Linked DNA regions of Homo sapiens: all the other regions are linked to region 1. Evidence: chromatin contacts called from ENCODE Hi-C or POLR2A ChIA-PET data. All regions are on one chromosome and are shown on one strand. Each heading gives the region's core, a stretch centred on a gene start or an enhancer-like site at or near the end of the contact. The rest is flanking DNA. Distances are from core to core; before and after follow the strand shown. Region 1 holds the start of PPP1R15B (protein phosphatase 1 regulatory subunit 15B). Region 2 has its middle 33 kb from the start of NUAK2. Region 3 holds the start of ATP2B4 (ATPase plasma membrane Ca2+ transporting 4). Region 4 holds the start of LAX1 (lymphocyte transmembrane adaptor 1).

Region 1 (2,919 bases), core at 220-2,719:
CCAGGAATGTCTCCAGCAGCAGGAACAAACTGTGTTGGGTTATCTCTGCAGTGTTTTGGATCCATCCGGAGAAGGCTGTGTTCCTCCTCCAGGCTGTGGTAGCCATTATCCTGGTCAGGGGTGGGTAAATCTTGCCCCTTGCTAGCCTGTTGAAGGAATTCCAGCCGTTTCATGCGAAGATGGTGAATTTCTGGTAGGCCTTCCGTAGAAAGAGGTGGACATCCCTGCCACGAGGCCGGAATGAGTTCTGCACTCAGCGGCTGGGGATGACAATGGTCCTCTCTCAGGCAGCTGCTCTCTGGGGTTAGTGTCTGGAAGCCGACTACCTCGCTATTTCCATCACTGTTCTGATAGCTGACTTCTAGCCTAGGAAAGCAGTCCAGGTAGGAAGGGTTCAGCAAATAGGATACCACACTGAAATTGTCTATGCGTTGAATGTTTAGAGGCCCAGAGGGCGAAGAGCCAAGTTCCCGGTTAGAGTACAGACGGGATTGAAGGCTACTGGGCAACAGCTCCACTCCCCACAGCTGCTGCTCTAAGAGAAAAGCCTGTGCTGCAGGGTCCAAAGCACTTCCCTTGGCCTTAAGCTCCAATTTTAGGTCTGGGGGCGAGTATTGCCAGTGGATCCCCTCCTCTAGCCAATCAAGGGGACTGGTGACCGAGGGGTCTGAGGAGTCGAGCTGCAGCGAACTCAAAGATTTCTGCGCTGTGGGGGCGGCTGGTTTCTCCCGTCCCTTCAGGGCTCTCAGGGCGCTGTAGACTCCAGCAAAATCTAGCCATCTGGTCGGAAACATTCCACCGAAAAGTTGGCTCCAAATTAGCACCTTCTGAAGCAATCCGGGGAGCGGCGCAAGGAGCTGGGAGAGCAGTTTCGTCCAGTAACTGACCCGAGTCTCGGGCTGGGCAGAGGAAAGCAGTGTGGGGTTCCCGGAGTTTTCCGGGCCAAGAGGCGTCGGGAACTTAGAAGAGCCTGCTTGCGATCGCCGAGGGAAAAAGGGTGGCCAGAACCGGAAGCCCGCCCGAGGGCCAAGCCGTTTCCGCGATCCGCCTGTCCCCGGCTCCATCTCCTTTTTCTTGACAGTCTCTCAGGTAGGGCCGCGGCGCTCAGCGGCTGGAGGTCGACGGGATTCGGAGGAAGCCTACAGAGTCTCGGCCTTGCCCAGCGGTGGCGTCGCTGCTCCAGGCCGATCTTCGAGCCAGCAGAAAAGCCACAGAGGGCAGCGAATGCGGCAGCGGGCGGCAGAACACAGGGAAGAACAGCCCGCGCAATAGGCGGCGACTGATGCGACTTCCATCCTGGCGGGGAAGGAGGTTCCCTAGTCGGCTCGACGCTTCAACACCATGGATAGGAGTCCCCCCACGGCCTCGGCGATGGTTTTCCGACTGACAGAGGGTTGAAAAGCCCCTGAGCAACGCGATACCGGAAGGACTGGGTAGGCCGGCTGGTGCGGTGGAAGCGAAGCCCAAAATGGCCGCAGGGCCCGCGCGCCGGCAGGACACCCCCCTAGACGCCGGAAGAGACGCAGGACTGTTGGGCGTCTACGTCCCTAGCGCCGCGCCGCCCAACGTCACTCGCAAAATCCCCGGGGGGCGGGCCTTTCCGCCCACTTCCGTGTGGCCGCCGATTGGTTTTGCCAGATTTCCCTGTCGGCTTCCTTACTCGAGGTAGAGCCGCACGGCAGCGTGAGGTTGCATCAGCCGGGGCGGGGGGGGGGGGGGGGGGGGGGGGGGGAATGCACGCATGCGCAGTCGTTTCTGTGTGGTCTCCTAGGAGACCGCCCCAACAGCCCTCTAGGTTAAAGGTCTTGGGGAGGGGAGGGGTTTTCAAAATAACCCGAGAATTTCCCGGAGGCGTTTTGATGGCCTAATACACACTGACGTGTGTACAGTCATCCCCTCTCATGAAATGGGGATTAGTTCCAGGACCCCGTAGACACCAGAATCCGCAGACGGTCAAGTCCCTTATGTAAAATGGTATAGTGTTTGCATATAACCTGCATACACCTTCCCAGATATTTAAACCATCCCCTAGATTAAGTATAATACCTAATACAATGCAAGTGCTATGGAACTAGTTGTTATACTGTATTTATTTGTATTATGTTTTATTATCTTTATTTTTCCCGAATATTTTCAATCCATGGAAGGTTGAATGCCCCGCGGGCCAACTGTAGGGTTATCGTAGTCTTAGATTTTTATTATTTATTTATTTGAGACAGGGTCTAGCTCTGTCGCCCAGGCTGGAGTGCAGTAGTGCGATCTCGGCTCACTGCAGCCTCAACCTCCTGGGCTCCAGTGAGCCTCCCACCTCAGCCTCCCGAGGAGCTGGGACTACAGGCTCGCACCACCACGCCCAGCTAAATTTTTTTTTTTTTTGAGACGGATTCCCACTCTGTCGCCAGGCTGGAGTGCAGTGGCGCAATCTCGGCTCACTGCAACCTCCGCCTCCCGGGTTCAAGCGATTCTCCTGCCCCAGCCTCCCTAGTAGCTGGTACTACAGGCGTGTGCCACCACGCCCAGTTAATTTTTTGTATTTTTAGTAGAGACAGGGTTTCACCATGTTGGCTAGGATGGTCTCGATCTCCTGACCTTGTGATCCGCCCGCCTCAGCCTCCCAAAGTGCTGGGATTACAGGCGTGAGCCACCGTGCTCGGCCAATTTTTGCATATTTTTATAGAGACAGGGTTTCGTCGTGTTGCCCAGGTTGGTTTCAAACTCAGCTCAAGTGATCTGCCCGCCTCGGCCTCCTAAAGTGCTGGGGTTACAGGCGTGAGCCACTGCGCCCAGCCTGACAGATATTTCAGGGTTCTCCTATTGTTCAGTACTATGTAGACCATCAACCTGAGATCTTATGTAAAAGTTGGGCAGTGCTGCGTACATACATGTCTGGTGTGGGGCAAACTAAACTCACAGAGAAGC
Region 2 (2,919 bases), core at 303-2,802, 880 kb after region 1:
GAAGGCCAGGTTGTCAGGCTGTGTCTTGTGAGAAGGAGGGAACCAGAGGAGGGGCAACGGCAGAAACCAGACCTGAAGCCTGAACCCCAGGAACCCAGGGGACAAAGACTCCCTGGCCACCACTTGTCCCAAGACTGCAGACACCTCACTGGCCAGGAGCATACAAGCAGGAGTATACAATGTGGCCGGGGGTGCATAGGAGTCAGGATACAGAGCCATGTTCTGTGTGTATGATGTTCACATACAGGAGCCAGACTTGACCATGGGAGACCAGTTTTTAAGTTTCCAAGGAATTCTTGCTCCCTAAACATGTACTTGACCCAGAAAACTCTTCAGCCTTCAAGGCCCAACTCCCTCCACGAAGAATCTGTCCAGTGTCTGATGACTAAAGGCCCTGGATTCAGATCCAGCTTAGGCACCGCCTGGTCATTATCTGACTTCTCTACAGACTGTGCCTCTAGTAGGCTGGAGCCCTGGACTCAACTCAATATTTCACCCCTGCCCCTAGCAATAGGGGGTCAATGGACATTTGTTCAATAAGCTCTAGACACCAGAAAGGGTGAACTGTCTCTTGGCTTCAGTTGTTCTGTGACTTCAGGCTAAATCCAAAACCTCTGCGGTCAAAGAAGGCCATTGCCACCCCTCCCCACCCTGTTCCCTCTTAGGTGGAAGGCAATTGTGGCCCTTAGAAACCCTCTGAAGAAGCATCTAACAGCTTTTCTCAGGCCGAAATGGGAGAGGGTGAAGGTTTAGGAAAGAAAACGGTCATTCTTATGTCTTTCCCCAAACCAGATGATTTCCCTTTGTTCCAAACAGTTGGCAAAGACGTCTGGGCAGAGAAAGGGTCCTGACTTGATGCACTGCTCTGCAGGCAGCTGGGTGACTCCGGCCTCTGTTGGTTTGCAGCCTGGGCCAGGGCTGGGGAGTTGCTGAGGGGTGGGCTCAGGCTCACAGTAGGTAGGCTGCTGCTTGGGCTTTCAACTATTACCTCTGATCACAATGAATTCATGAATTTATATTAGTTTGATGCATATCTCTTCCACTGGACTTCCAACCTCTGGAGCGCAGGAACCACACTGTATTTAATTCTGGAGCCTCAGGGCCTGGCACAATGTCAAGCACACAGTAAGTGCTCAGTAAGTGCTAGAGACAAAAACGCACTGCAGCCTCCCTGCCAGCCTGATTTCTGGAGCATCCCTGACTCTCTTAATGGAAAGAGCTTCTCAGAGCTTCCCAAGCTGACTAGAGGAGGGACTGTCATGGTCATGGGCCCTGCTTCCCTCTTATAGTTCTCTTAGCTGGAAGGCAGGATCCTTCTCCTCTGAGCTGCTTCTGAGGCCACTTATTTGTTTATTTCCAAACCCAAAAATGCTTCTTAGGTTTTGCTGCCACCTGACTTGAAGCTCTGACCACCCCAGTGCTACTTCTGCTCTGCCCCATCCAGACATCAAGCGAGATTCATTCCCCCAGCCTCAGACAAACCACACCCCTATCACAACCGTAACTATTCTTAGCAGAGCAGGAAGGGGGGCGCTGCCGAATGACCTCGCTGCCTATAGAGACTTCACCTCCACCCACCCTTCACTCACCCGGTGTCACTTCCCCCTTTTAATAACAACAACACTGACACCAAGTTTCACTTCCACCACTTCCTGTGGGTTTTGTTCATCCTCAGCTGCTGAGGTTTCTAGAGGGTGGGTGAGTCTCTGGCCCAGCTGCAGGAAGGTCCCTCTGACTATAAACTCTACCCCTAAGCATTTAGAGGCTTGCCCTTCAGTCCTCAGACACATTCACCTTTCTTTTTTTTTGCTTTTTTTTTTTGTTTTTTTTTTTGAGGTAGAGTCTCACTCTGCTGCCCAGGCTGGAGTGCAGTGCAGTGGCACGATCTTGGCTCGCTGCAACCTCTGCCTCCCAGCTTCAAGTGATTCTCCTGTCTCAGCTTCCTGAGTAGCTGGGATTACAGGCATGTGCCACCATACCTGGCTAATTTTTGTATTTTTAGTAGAGGCAGTATTTCTCCATGTTGGCCAGGCTGGTCTTGAACTCCTGACCTCAGCCTCCCAAAGTGCTGGGATTATAGGTGTGAGCCACCGCACCTGGCCACATTCTCCTTTTTTTTCTTTTTTTTTTTTTTCCAGACAGAGTTTTGCTCTTGTTGCCCACGCTGGAGTGCAATGGTGTGATCTCAGCTCACCGCAACCTCCGCCCTCTGGGTTCAAGCGATTCTCCTACCTCAGCCTCCCAAGTAGCTGGGATTACAGGCATACACCACGACACCCGGCTAATTTTGTATTTTTAGTAGAGACGGGGTTTCTCCATGTTGGTCAGGCTGGTCTTGAACTCCTGACCTCAGGTGATCCGCCTGCCTTGGCCTCCCAAAGTGCTGGGATTACAGGCATGAGCCACCACACTTGGCCCACATTCTCCTTTTTTAAAGCTGTCCAGAATAGGGGATTCTCCATCCTTCCCTGGGTCAGAATCCCAATATCTGATCCAAGTTCATCCTGTTGACTAACCCAAATCTCTCCTGCTATTAGGGTTGCCATATTTTGCAAGTAAAAATACAGAACACAGAACACCCATTTAAATTTGAATTTCAGATAAACAATGAATAGAAGGCCAGGGGCAGTGGCTTATGCCTGTAATCCCAGCACTTTGGGAGGCTGAGGTGGGCGGATCATGAGGTCAGGAGTTCGAGACCAGCCTGATCAACATGGTGAAACCCTATCTCTACTAAAAATACAAAAATTAGCCGCGTGTGGTGGCGTGCGCCTGTAATCCCAGCTACTCAGTAGGCTGAGGCAGGAGAATTGCTTGAACCCAGGAGACGGAGGTTGTAGTGAGCCGAGACTGTACCACTGTACTCCAGCCTGGGCAAAAGAGCAAGACTCCGTCTCAAAAAAAAAAAAAACAAAAAAA
Region 3 (2,919 bases), core at 151-2,650, 780 kb before region 1:
ACACGGGGGAAACTGGACCCCGTTTCACAACCCTGTTTCTCCATGCACATGTGGCTCTGCTTCTTGGGGGCAGAGATGACAGCAAAGAAGGACAGGGGGTGGTGTGAGCTGTTGGGTTAGAATGATAGGATCAAAGAGGCCTTTTCCCAACCCTCTGTTTAAAAGGTTGGGAAGTAGTGGCCAGTCACCTTCTTCACAGCATAGCTCATAGCTATAACCTGTGAGACATATGTCAATGTGCCTTCCATAAGCATATAAACATGAGTGTGTTTGCTGAGGTAGGTGTGGGAATCTGTCAGTCAATGAAGATATGTTGTGTGAACCAGCTGATGGTGCATGTTTGTGCTTGAAAGCCATAAAGTTCTATGCAAAATCTATGGGTGGCACTGTTGCACAATGCTAGTGGGTGTGTGGGTATGGGGGTGTGATTAACTGTTTACAGGCTGTGTATAAGTGTGCATGGATGTCTGAGTGTGTGCAAATTAAAACGGAAATATGTGCCGGAGTATGATACAAAGTACAGGAAAGTACTCGGGCTTTGGAGTCTGTCTGACTTGGTCTTGAATCGTTGGCTCTGTCATTAGCCGGATGTATAACCTTGGGCCAGACACTCAATCTTCAATTCCCTCAACTAGGAAATGAGGTTAATAATAAGTACCTTTCAAGATTAAATGAGGACTAGAAACGATACCATATAGACAAAGCTTTTGGTGTCATAGCCCACGCATAGCAGGACTCAAAAGTAAGCAGCTATTTTCATGCACTGTCAGTATACCTCTGGTGGGTACAGGGACAAGAGGGAACAAAATGTGACCTGTATATAAGGTGTAGGGGAGGACGGGTGTGTGTGTGTGTGTGTGTGTGTGTGTGTGTGTGTGTGTGTGTGTGTTTACAAAACAATTTATTCTCCTTCTCCAAGGAACCCCCTATTCAGACAGGAGCAGGAAGGTAGGAGGGGACATACAAGTGTCCACAGACACCTCGGGTTTCTGGGTCCTGGATCTAAGTGAGTAAGGGGTTGAGAGGCCCGTAGGAGCTGCAGGAAGCCAGCCGCCTGCCCAAGCTTCCTTTTTTTTCCCCTCCGCCCAGCAACCGTTGAATACCGCCACCCACATCCACTCCCCACCTCCACCCTCACCCCTCCTCCACCCCTACTCAGCTTTCTATTCAACAAGTGAGAGCAAGGGCGGGGAAGAAAGCCGACAGGGGAGAGGATTGCTTCCCTTTCTTTTCCCATTCCCCCTTAAGACGAACCAGGAAGTAACCGCAAGAATCGGGCCACCTTAACAGTAGAGTAATGGTTTGGCCTCGCGCCAAGTCCCACCTCTGTTCCAGCTCCTGCTCCTCCCCTCTCTCTTCCCGCACTGCTTGGGGAGAGCTGGTGAGCAAGAGTCTGGCCCGAGTTAGCTAGAGCTGTTGCCATGACAAGCATTTTCTTAAGAAAGCTCTGCTGTTGAGATCGTCCAAAGCTGGGGGCTGGGAGGGGGGGCACGAACTTCGTGGGGCACCATCCCTCCGAAGAGAGCAAGATCAGAGACACCCGCCCAGCTCTCCTGCACCCTTTTTCTTTCAGGAACCTGAGAGGTCCTTCCCATTGGAGGGGCAGGGGGAGGAGACCCAGCCCACTCCCCGGCCTTAGCCAGAAAGGCAAGAGAGCAAAGCCAGCGTCTCTAGCTTGGTTGCCACACTGGGGAGACTGGTGGGTGGTCACCCCACCCTACCCTCATCCATGGAAACCCGGAGGGAGAGTCCCGCCTGAAGAAACCTGGATCTTTGCTAGAAAGAGAGGTAGGCTTGCAGAGAATGAATTGACTTGTGATTTGCAAACTTTGTTTCTTTCTTTTCTCTCAATGGCTTCTAAAACTCCCCGATTTTCCTCTTTCTAGAATATTTCATGCGACTGGGTTTGGAGGATTTTTTTTAAAATATGTGTGTGTGCACAGATTTGTCAAATACTGTTTTACCTATTATCAGTTCTGAGAAACCATATAGTCGAACAAGTGATTTATCTCTCTTTTCCTAGTTCTTGTCATTCCTGGGCTATGGGGTAGGGTAATGGAGGGTTCTCTTTTTGACACCAAAATTGAGCTCTTGGAAAAAATATTTATCTCCCCTCCCTCAACCCATTCCGTTCCTGCCCTCCCCTTCCCCCCTTGGCTTGGGAATGAGACGCAGGATGGAAAACTGTTGCAAAAATATTTTCCGTGTCTGTTCCCTTTCTCGAAAGCCCAAAAGAGAGATGGAAAAAAAAAAAAAAAAGGAACCAAAGAAATCTTCAGCAGAAAGAGGGGCTGCAGCGGGAACTAGGAGAGGGGCACTTTGGGGCCATGGGGTGGAGGTGGGCTGGGAGAAGTTGGCAGGAGTGGGGAAGGAGAGTGCACGAATTAAATTTCTTTAGCTTTGCAGAGAAACCTCAGCAGTTTCTCTGTGCTGCTTGCAAAACATCCTCAGACTTTCACATGTATAATTAGCTGTGGAAAAAGCTGGGAGTTACCTCGTACCGCTGTTGTTTGAGTGTGTGTGAGCGTCCAGAACCAACTGTATGAGTGTCTCCGAGGGCACCGCCCCACACATCTCTGGTCCCAAAGGGGAGGAAGGAGAAGGGTGAATTGAAAAGTTTCCGATGTCGAGGCTGGACACTGTGGGGCTGGTGAGTGTTTGGCAGATGGGGTGGGCCACAGGCATCTGTGGAAGGATCCCTGAGCGTCTCGGGCCACTGCCTTGGCTTGCTGAAGAGCTAGGAATTAAGACTGGGATTGTCCTTCCTGCTCTCCCTTCTCTCTTTCTTTTACATACTTGGCTCGCTCTTGGTAGAGGGGGCTGCTGGCATCCTTCCCCGAGTCGAGTCTGGCCTCTTACACTCCTCCACCTCCCTGAGGGTACCCGCCGCTCTTCTCCAACTGGGTGTGGAGGGTGCAG
Region 4 (2,919 bases), core at 157-2,656, 650 kb before region 1:
TGCAGCAGATTGGGTAGATAAGATAAGTGAGGCCCTGAAATGATCACATGCAATGGAAAAGTTCTTTAAAAAAAAAAAAAATTTTTTTTTTTTAATTAGCAGTCATGGTTCTGAGGTTTGGTTCCATGTGCCCTTTCCGTGTACTGCCTTCCGAGGTCCTGATTCTCACAGTCCCTTATTGGTTCCAATGGCCCAGGACCCCAGTCCTTGCCACCAGCATGATGGATCTTGTGAGTAGTCCTAGTTCCTACTCAGACCTGATCCAAAGGAGAAGTGGGCAGAGACCCAGGTTCCAGCTCCAGCACCAGCTGCCTCTGAGCCATTTCTGCTTCCTACCAGGTGAAGCTCCTGGGAGGGAAGGGGCCCAGGACCTGGAATGATAAAGCTCCCTGGAAAGCCAGCCATGGCCAGTCTGCAGCCCCTGGGGACTCTGTGAGAGTCTGGATGCAGACAGGCCAGGGGCTGCCACCTCAGGAAAGCTGAGGACCTCAATGTCCACTGGGAAGAGATGGGAGGGAGGCATGGTTCTAGGAGGGTACTGCTGGTCTGCCCTTCCATTCATCTGGGAATCCATTTCCTTGTGGAAAGTGCAATCAGAGAGGTTCTTCACATCCTTACAACAGTCTTAGTGGCCCCTTCTCTTTGGACTCTCCCAAGATGCAAAGAGTGTTTCCGGAGATTAGTAGGCTCAAGAAGGGAGGGGAGTTAGCAATAAATTTTGAACAATCTTCAAACACTTTGGGTAGCTCTTAAGGATGAACTTGTTCAGCTTCTGAGACAGGTGTGTGACAAGTAAGACTGTGACTGATCTTCAGAAGAGCCCTGAGAACAGGAGATCACCAGCAGCCAGGAGCTGTGGAAGGTTGCCTTGGGGGAGCAGGGGTCCTGCTAACCCAGCATAACTTCTATTCTTAAGGTAGTACCCAGAGCAGAGGTTCCCAAAACATGAAACACAGATGAGCTCCATCAAAATCACCTGAAAGCTCCATCAAATTCACCTGGAAAGCATCGATAGCCAAAGCCTGCCCCCTCTGCAGCCTCCACCCACTGAATCAGAAGAGGGTCCCGGAGATCTGCATTTCACTCTAAAAGGCAACCTCCAGTGCTCCTTAGACTTGCTTAGAAAATACTGTAAATCTGAAGACTTATACAACTCTAAGTGTCTCAGAAACTCAGGGTGAAGAATCACAAGTTCTCTACTACCCTGCCCCATTTTTAATCACACTCATCACAGACCACAGAGCACCTGGCAAACCCAGGAACGGTGGGTTGAAGATATGTTTTCTTCTAGCAGATTAAGAGCTGAGCAGAGTTTCCTGTGCCCTGTGCTTCATTAGCACATTGGTGGTGTCGTTTCCGGTGACTGACTCTCTGTTTCCATTCTGGCAAAGTGGTTTGCTCTTTTCACTCTGCTTTGGGTGTTGAAGGAAGACGAGCTTCTCACGGAGCCTCTCTTGAGCCTCTTGGCAGTTTCCCCCTCTGTGCCCCTCACGTTTCCACCAGAAACGTGAAGGCAGAGGCCACAGATTCTCCCTGAGCCACCTCACTTGGAAGCACCATGTCCGGATGAGATCGCACTTCCTGCAGTGGGCATTAGCCACGTCCAGGTAGAACCAAACCTGTTGCTTTTGTATGTTGGGTCAACTTGGCCTGACGTTTCAGAGGTAGACACGAGATAGGGAGTTTGTTGCGGGGGTGGGGAGAAGTGGTAGACATGCTGGCTAACTGATTATGATTAAGAGAAACTTAGAAGCTGAAGCCAGAGAGCATCTCAAAGGTTCCTGATACAATGGATGGTGTCACTCCAACCCTTTCGACAATCAGAGGGAGGACCTTGGAGTCCAGCACTCTGCATGTGACTCCCCGCAGCCTGGACAGGTGAGTGACTCAGGGTGGTGAGCTCCACCCTGCCCTGATTTAGGCAGAAGGTCCTAGTCCACCCTTAGGAGCTTCTTACACAGCAGTGCTGCCACCTCTCAACACCCAGGCTCGGTCTACTAAACCACCAAACTCTAGGCTTGGAGGCATTTGCTCAGGGGTGCTAGGGGGAAAGGAAGGTATTGAGGAAAGAAAGAAAATATTGTGGTAGAGGAAAAACTGTGATAACACTGGCCCTTAAAGCTAGTTGCTTAGACTGGTTGGATTTCTCACCTCTCGGAGGCCCTGAACCCTATCATCAGTCTTTCCTAGGTGTCACCATGACAGAAACAAAAGGCTGAGTTTTCCAAGGATGTGTTTTGAGATCCAAAAACTTGTCATGAATAAAAAATGTAGTGATAGATGTAATAAAGATACGTCCTTAGGACGTAAAATCTTACAGAACTAATCATGGGTATGAATTACTGCTACTACTTTCAATCTCATACAAACAAAATTAAAAATCCATCCACAGTTGAAACTTTAAAAACATTGGCAGCTGACTGGGCGCGGTGGCTCACACCTGTAACCCCAGCACTTTGGGAGGCCGAGTGGGGCGGATCACCCCCACTCTTGAACCAGCCTGGCCAAGACCAGCCTGGCCAACATGGTGAAACCCCGTTTCTACTAAAAATACAAAAATTAGCCGGGAGTGGTAGCATGCTCCTGTAGTCCCAGCTACTCAGGAGGCTGAGGCAGGAGAATCACTTGAACCCGGGAAACAGAGGTTGCAGTGTCATGTCATTGTACTCCAGCCTGGGCAACAAAAGCGAAACTCTGTCTCAAAAAATAAAATAAAATTGCAGTCGTTTGGGGAAATAAATGTTATTATCATGGCAAACACATGTCACTTGCTGGTAGATATGAGCATCAATGAGCAATGAATCAGAAGCCTGAAGCATCTCTCCAAAACTATTTCTTCATTTATTTTTATTTATTTCTAATTGGCAAATCAAAATTATATATATTTATCATGATAGCCTGTTGTTTTGAAATATGTAT

What was found. Hi-C counts contacts between places; a loop is a spot of excess contacts on that map. ChIA-PET counts read pairs that join two places held with the same protein, here RNA polymerase II (POLR2A). Pooled maps may share reads with other maps.
Region 2: a loop to region 1 is called in a map of naive thymus-derived CD4-positive, alpha-beta T cell, with 4 times the contacts of the local background. The contact joins the enhancer-like site here to the promoter of PPP1R15B in region 1. A Hi-C loop is called at or near these places in 1 of 168 maps with a recorded cell type or tissue (naive thymus-derived CD4-positive, alpha-beta T cell), 1 of 37 single-sample maps with no recorded cell type and 10 of 50 pooled maps. POLR2A ChIA-PET finds 5 or more read pairs at or near these places in 2 of 52 experiments (Caco-2 and activated T-cell).
Region 3: a loop to region 1 is called in a map of naive thymus-derived CD4-positive, alpha-beta T cell, with 4 times the contacts of the local background. The contact joins the promoter of ATP2B4 here to the promoter of PPP1R15B in region 1. A Hi-C loop is called at or near these places in 1 of 168 maps with a recorded cell type or tissue (naive thymus-derived CD4-positive, alpha-beta T cell) and 8 of 50 pooled maps. POLR2A ChIA-PET finds 5 or more read pairs at or near these places in 1 of 52 experiments (endothelial cell of umbilical vein).
Region 4: a map of naive thymus-derived CD4-positive, alpha-beta T cell shows a loop between it and region 1 (24-fold over the local background). The contact joins the promoter of LAX1 here to the promoter of PPP1R15B in region 1. A Hi-C loop is called at or near these places in 2 of 168 maps with a recorded cell type or tissue (CD4-positive, alpha-beta T cell and naive thymus-derived CD4-positive, alpha-beta T cell) and 8 of 50 pooled maps. POLR2A ChIA-PET finds 5 or more read pairs at or near these places in 2 of 52 experiments (activated CD8-positive, alpha-beta T cell and activated T-cell).

What each region holds. Positions count from the first base shown.
Region 1 is chr1:204,410,348-204,413,266 of GRCh38, forward strand. PPP1R15B (protein phosphatase 1 regulatory subunit 15B) reads right to left here and starts at 1,470. Exons shown (of 2, transcript NM_032833.5): 1 at 1-1,470. The coding sequence starts at 1,064. RefSeq lists enhancers at 447-1,281, 588-737, 998-1,697, 1,708-1,757 and a silencer at 1,216-1,662.
Region 2 is chr1:205,286,804-205,289,722 of GRCh38, forward strand. No RefSeq gene overlaps it. Among named protein-coding and RNA genes, the nearest start is that of NUAK2, 33 kb to the right of the region's middle. Within about 2 kb of position 1,553, at least 13 of the 41 ENCODE cell types and tissues checked have a DNase peak (open chromatin) inside an H3K27ac peak, as active enhancers do.
Region 3 is chr1:203,625,432-203,628,350 of GRCh38, forward strand. It overlaps ATP2B4 (ATPase plasma membrane Ca2+ transporting 4), which reads left to right and starts at 1,401. Exons shown (of 21, transcript NM_001684.5): 1 at 1,401-1,788. RefSeq lists enhancers at 395-1,269, 1,270-2,142.
Region 4 is chr1:203,763,777-203,766,695 of GRCh38, forward strand. It overlaps LAX1 (lymphocyte transmembrane adaptor 1), which reads left to right and starts at 1,407. Exons shown (of 5, transcript NM_017773.4): 1 at 1,407-1,878. The coding sequence starts at 1,790. RefSeq lists an enhancer at 1,290-1,649.